Linked DNA regions of Homo sapiens: region 2 is linked to region 1. The links are chromatin contacts, found by Hi-C or POLR2A ChIA-PET in ENCODE. All regions are on one chromosome and are shown on one strand. The core of a region is the stretch at or near the end of the contact, and the rest is flanking DNA. Distances in the headings are between cores, read along the strand shown. Region 1 overlaps FGGY (FGGY carbohydrate kinase domain containing). Region 2 overlaps FGGY (FGGY carbohydrate kinase domain containing).

Evidence for each region. Hi-C counts contacts between places; a loop is a spot of excess contacts on that map. ChIA-PET counts read pairs that join two places held with the same protein, here RNA polymerase II (POLR2A). Pooled maps may share reads with other maps.
Region 2: a map of psoas muscle shows a loop between it and region 1 (2.0-fold over the local background). The contact joins two enhancer-like sites. A Hi-C loop is called at or near these places in 1 of 168 maps with a recorded cell type or tissue (psoas muscle) and 2 of 50 pooled maps. POLR2A ChIA-PET finds 5 or more read pairs at or near these places in 2 of 52 experiments (H1 and HepG2).

Annotation. Positions count from the first base shown.
Region 1 is chr1:59,542,271-59,544,970 of GRCh38, forward strand. The region is part of intron 7 of FGGY (FGGY carbohydrate kinase domain containing); the gene reads left to right. Among named protein-coding and RNA genes, the nearest start is that of MIR4711, 190 kb to the right of the region's middle. Within about 2 kb of position 1,326, at least 2 of the 41 ENCODE cell types and tissues checked have a DNase peak (open chromatin) inside an H3K27ac peak, as active enhancers do.
Region 2 is chr1:59,595,219-59,597,918 of GRCh38, forward strand. All of the region lies in intron 8 of FGGY (FGGY carbohydrate kinase domain containing), which reads left to right. Among named protein-coding and RNA genes, the nearest start is that of MIR4711, 140 kb to the right of the region's middle. Within about 2 kb of position 1,378, at least 10 of the 41 ENCODE cell types and tissues checked have a DNase peak (open chromatin) inside an H3K27ac peak, as active enhancers do.

The DNA.
Region 1 (2,700 bases), core at 76-2,575:
TTTTTCAAGTATTATTTCCCCAGCAGTGCTGAGCACAGTACCTGATGTAAAGTTGTGCTCTGTAAATGTTTACTGAATTGAATCCTTCTAAACAGAGGAGGGAGATACTATTAATCAGGGCTGAACGTGTGACAGCACTGTTCTTTCAAGCCAAGACTATATGTATGTTCTTTACTTTTTTTTTTTTTTTTTTTTTTTTTTTTTTTGAGATGGAGTTTCACTCTTGTTGCCCAGGCTGGAGTGCGATGGCACGATCTTGGCTCACTGCAACCTCCGCCTCCCGGGTTCAAGCATTTCTGTCTCAGCGTCCCGAGTACCTGGGATTACAGGCATGCACCACCACGCCCGGCTAATTTTGTATTTTTAGTAGAGATGGGGTTTCTCCATGTTGGTCAGGCTGGTCTCGAGCTCCCAATCTCAGGTGATCTGCCTGCCTTGGCCTCCCAAAGTGCCGGGATTACAGGCATGAGCCAACACACCTGGCTTTTTTTACTTTTAAATCATCATTTCCCTTTTAGAGATGGGATGTCAGAGGCCCAAAAAACTCAGTTCATTTGCGTGAGGTCATGTAAATGGTGATATCTGGAAGTGTCTCCCTCAAAGTCAGTGCCCTCCCTCACAGGCACTCATTCCCTAAGGCACCTAGGATGGGCACAGAGAAAGGAGAACCAAGCTTGGCTGGGGCTGCTGTCCAGAGAAGGTGGGCAGGTGTCAAGAGCAGGTGCAGAGGTGGAGAGGAGAGCTAAATCTTGTCCTCAGTAGAAGCAGAGATGTCATTTCAACTGCAGGTTTTGAAAAATGTCAGTGCATACTTCATGAGATTTTCTGAATTCATTTTTACTCTCATCTTCTACACTATTTATCTAAGCTGTTGTTCTCTTTGAAACTATGTCAGCCACATGTCATTCATTGTGCCACAACCCTGGGCTTTTTATCCTGCTTAGGGTTTTGTTTTGTTTTGCTTGTTTTTTCTCCCCAGCTGCTCTGCCTATCACTTAATTCTCTGAGCCCTCTGGCCTGAGTCTTATCCGGTGGTGTGGGTCACCTTACAATCCCGTTTCTAGTCTCCTGGGAGTAGTGGTGGCAGGCGAGGGATAGAATCAACATCCAGGTTCAGAATCTATTTGTCTTTTTTGGTCTTATTGTCCGAAGCTTGAGTCAAGGATAAATTAATCAGTCTAGAGGTGGGAGAGCCCTCTAACCCTCCCCAGGGAAAATCCTAGCCTTTATAGAAACTTGGCCTGGTTTTGGCTCTCAGATTTAATTCCAAGCTGTGAAGAATCTGTCAATGTTCAACTAACCCTGACAAAACCTTTGGAAGTTTCTGTTGCAACCGAAACTCTTATCACAGGAGGTGGTACTGAGCTTGGCATCAGAGGTTGGAGAGAGAAGAGAGCTAGCCTGCTAATTAATATTTTTTTTCCTTAAATTTCAGGCTTTTTTTTTTAGTTTAAATGTTCTAAAGAACCTGTCCTGTCACTTCCCATCTGTTTCCTGGTGTTTTCCTCAAGCATCTCACTGGTTTGTTTTATGTTTTTGAGGGGATTATCTGGGGTGCTGATTACTTTCCCTACCTTCAAGGAGCCTTTGAATAATTTTATAAATGAGACCATTTGTCTAGGGGCAAGAGAAGGTTGCTGAAGGCAACCTAGTCCTGCTTTCTCCCAAGAGAAATTGTACACTAACATTTGTTTAGTAGTGCCTATATCCCAAGTACAAGGCTCTTGCCTTATACCTAGGATGAGCAACTATTCCAGTTTGCCCCAAGATAAGCTGGGGGGTTTCCTTGGGTCCTGGACCTTAAATAGAGTGTAGACGAGGAGAGTTATCTTTTCTTCTGTCTATCCTAGGTTCATAGCTGGGGCCCTTTTAACAAAAGATAGATTAACAAGAGAGAAGCATACACATTTATGTAATATGTTTTATGTGATATGGGAGGTATCATACAGAAATGTAGACCCAGAGGAACAGTTAAACATGAGTATTTTTATGTTAGGCTTGATGAAGAGTAGACAGACATGGAAAAATATGATAGGGCAAGAAGGGCATGATTTAATGGTAATAAACTGGGGAACTTAGCAAAGCCTGTTAGTGCAGTTTCATCCGTGTGATCCTTCATCTCCAGATACAAGGATGGTGCTTTCCTTTGAGTACAGGGAGGGCACCTCTCACATGAGGGTCTTATGACCTGCTTCAGGGGACAGTCAGAAAATCCTAGGTTTAATGACCTGCTTTAGGGGAGAATGGTGGGGGAAAGGTAAGAGTGACCTCTATGCCTCTATGATTTTCTCAGATACCTTCAGCTTAAACTATTCAAAATACTAACATGCCATATTTTGGGATAGCATGTCCTGAACCCCATCAAGTGCAGATACCAGGAAAAATGACCCTGTAAAGGAAATGCCATTATTTCCACCTTACAAGTGAGAAAAGTGAGTTTCGAAGAGGTGTGTTCACTTACAGAAGTTTGCACAGGAAACTGGTGGTGAGAAAGAATCAAATATACATCTGTCAGACTTCAGACCCAGAACTTTACACTAACCAACTTCTTCAGAATGCAGAGTTCCATCTCCTTCAGACTGTGTAGCTCAACAGTTTTGTACCATCTGGCTATTTTTCTCTACTGTGTATTTGACTTTGTCTCTTTTGTCTCAGGGTGTACTTGAAAGCCTTTACCTCCCCATCTTCCTTCCCTGATGG
Region 2 (2,700 bases), core at 128-2,627, 53 kb after region 1:
ATTATAGATAAGAATATGAAACAGCACATAGTAGCTGCTTGGCAAATGTTAGTTGCCTTCCCTCCCTTTTCCCCCACTGCATTCATTTGTAATGCCTTTTTTTAAAAAAAAATGACAGTAAGAGCAATTATAATTGGCACAGGTTGCTTTATGAGCTAAATATGTTACAGATCAATAATACACAATCTCTGGCCTGGCGCGGTGGCTCATGCCTGTAATCCCAGCACTTTAGGAGACCAAGGTGGGCAGATCACAAGGTCAGGAGTTCGAGACCAGCCTAGCCAATATGGCGAAACCCCATCTCTACTGAAAATACAAAAAATTAGCCGGGCTTGGTGGTGAGCAACTGCAGTCCCAGCTACTCGAGAGACTGAGGCAGAAGAATCCTTTGAACCCAGGAGGCAGAAGTTGCAGTGAGCCGAGATCGCGCCATTGCACTCCAGCCTGGGTGACAGAGTGAGACTCCATCTCAAAAAAATAATAATAAAAAATAAATAAAAACCACAATCTCTATTTAAGCCACTCTCACAGGACTGACTGTACCCTATATCATGTCATATATTTGACAGACAGTTGCTTTTCTTCCTTTTATTCTTCTAAAGAAGTCCAGATGAGCCCCAGATACAGGTTCATACCCTAGATAGCCTATTCCAAGGGTTAAAATCAGGCCTGCTTCACATCGAAGGCATTTTGTTATGATCTGTTCATAACAAAAGCTGCCTCCTGGCTGTTGCCTGCAGCTGAATACTGTTACTCTGAAGCCATCATTTCATTTGTTTCTGATTGTTCTGCAGTGTTTACATACCTTACATATTAGCGTGATCTTTTATAGAGTACAGGCAGAGGTTAAGCCCTCCCGGATCCACTTTCCCTCTGAGGGCTCTTTCTTCTTTTTTACTGTCCCTTGCCTCTGTGTTACAAACCATTTCTCTTTTATAGAAATTCATTTAAATAGAAAAACAATTTTTAAGTGTTTTCTTTTTTTTTTAACATGAGGCTCACTTAACATTTTTAGAAAATGTTGAATATGGAGAAGAGGGAAAAGATACCACCAAAATGTGTGATTTTTTTTTTCTTTTTTCCTGACATAGGAAAATCCCATTACCTCTCTTGAATTTACCAAGGGACATATTCCATTTAGGGCATAGAAGGACCTGGGCTGCCTCCAGACCTAATGTGGAAGAAGGTGCTGTCTGCCTGCTATTTCCTTGCTTCTCCTTATTTCAATCTTTTTTTTTTCTCCAAAAAAAAAAAAAAGTGACTTAGGAAGGATATGGACTTGTGAGTCAGATTTGGGTCTAAGTCTTGGTTCTGCCCTATGTGTAATCCCAGGAAGGAACTTGAGTTGATTTTCTGAAGCTCAGTTTCCTTTTCCATTAAAACTGGGAGTGACTCAGGCTTGCCTAGTATCTTAGCTGGAAGAATGTGTGTGAAACTGGCCCACCTTTCACAGATAGGTCACCCTGCTGATTGCAGTGGCTTCCAGGCACCCAGGCCTGGGAAAGATTCACAGGCCTAGTCCAGACCTGGCAGGAAAGAGGCTGTGAGCAGTTCTGCCTGCCGCAGATGTGCTGGCACATGTACCGCCGTGTGCTGCCCCAGGTAACATATCAGGCAGCTAGGGAATGTAGGCTTTCAGACCCTCTCTCTTCAGTTCTCTTCTGCTGACTTCCTCCCATCCAGCCATCATACTTTCTTAATCCTCTCATCAATCCCCTTTGTTATAGAGAAGATGGAAGGGTTAAATTCCTTCACCCTCATCACTTCCACTGATATTTGATAAACACCTCTCAGTTCATAATACTTTTGCACTCAAGCAGGGGAGCTACCCAGGTGTCTATGGAAAGTTTTGAATTCTTTTTGCCTATTCAGTTTAGTCTTCTCATTTTCTATCTGGCCAGAAATGGAGAAAGTGTTTTGAAGGTCAGGATTCTTCAGGTCTAGACTTGTAGGGATGTATCCTGAATTCCTCTGAGCTAAGCCTGAGAAGCACAAGTGGGTTCTATTGGGAAACACTTCCAAAAGGCAATGATTGATGCTTATGCACAGAAATTCTGACTTTTAGTAAAAGATGCTTGGATATAAATCAAGCAGGACTCTCCTTGCCTTTATACAATATGCGGTAAACAGGGTAAATCCTCAATTTTACTTATGCCCACTGACAGATCTTACAAGTAGAAATTAACCCATCTGAGTGATCGTGTTGATTCTTTCTCCCTCTTCTCTAGAGCCATTATAACCTCTGTACCCTACTTCAGAATTCTAATCAAGATAGTGTCAAGTCTTTTAAAAAAAAGTTAAACCCCCACATGAGCTCCAATCCATAAATAAGAAACTCACCCTGGCTTGTATGGAGGTGATGATATTAACACAGGCTACATTTCTCTGGGTCACTGAATGTACCCGGCACTGTACCAAGGCCAGTAATAGACTGTGCCACATTTAATCTTTACAGATCTGTAAGAGAGGTCTTATTTGTCCCATTTTTCAGATGAACACCCCAAAGACCAAGGTCACACAGCAGAGACTCTCGGCTGGAGACTGCCCTCAGGCATCCTTTTAACGGAACTCTAAAGTCTGCAGGAGGGAGCCATTTTTCCTACCAGCCAGTTTAGAATCAAAAAAGAGCATTGGTTTTGCCGTATTAGAGAACTAATTCATAATTAGTACTATGCTCACTCCTGGAGGATTTGACAGAAA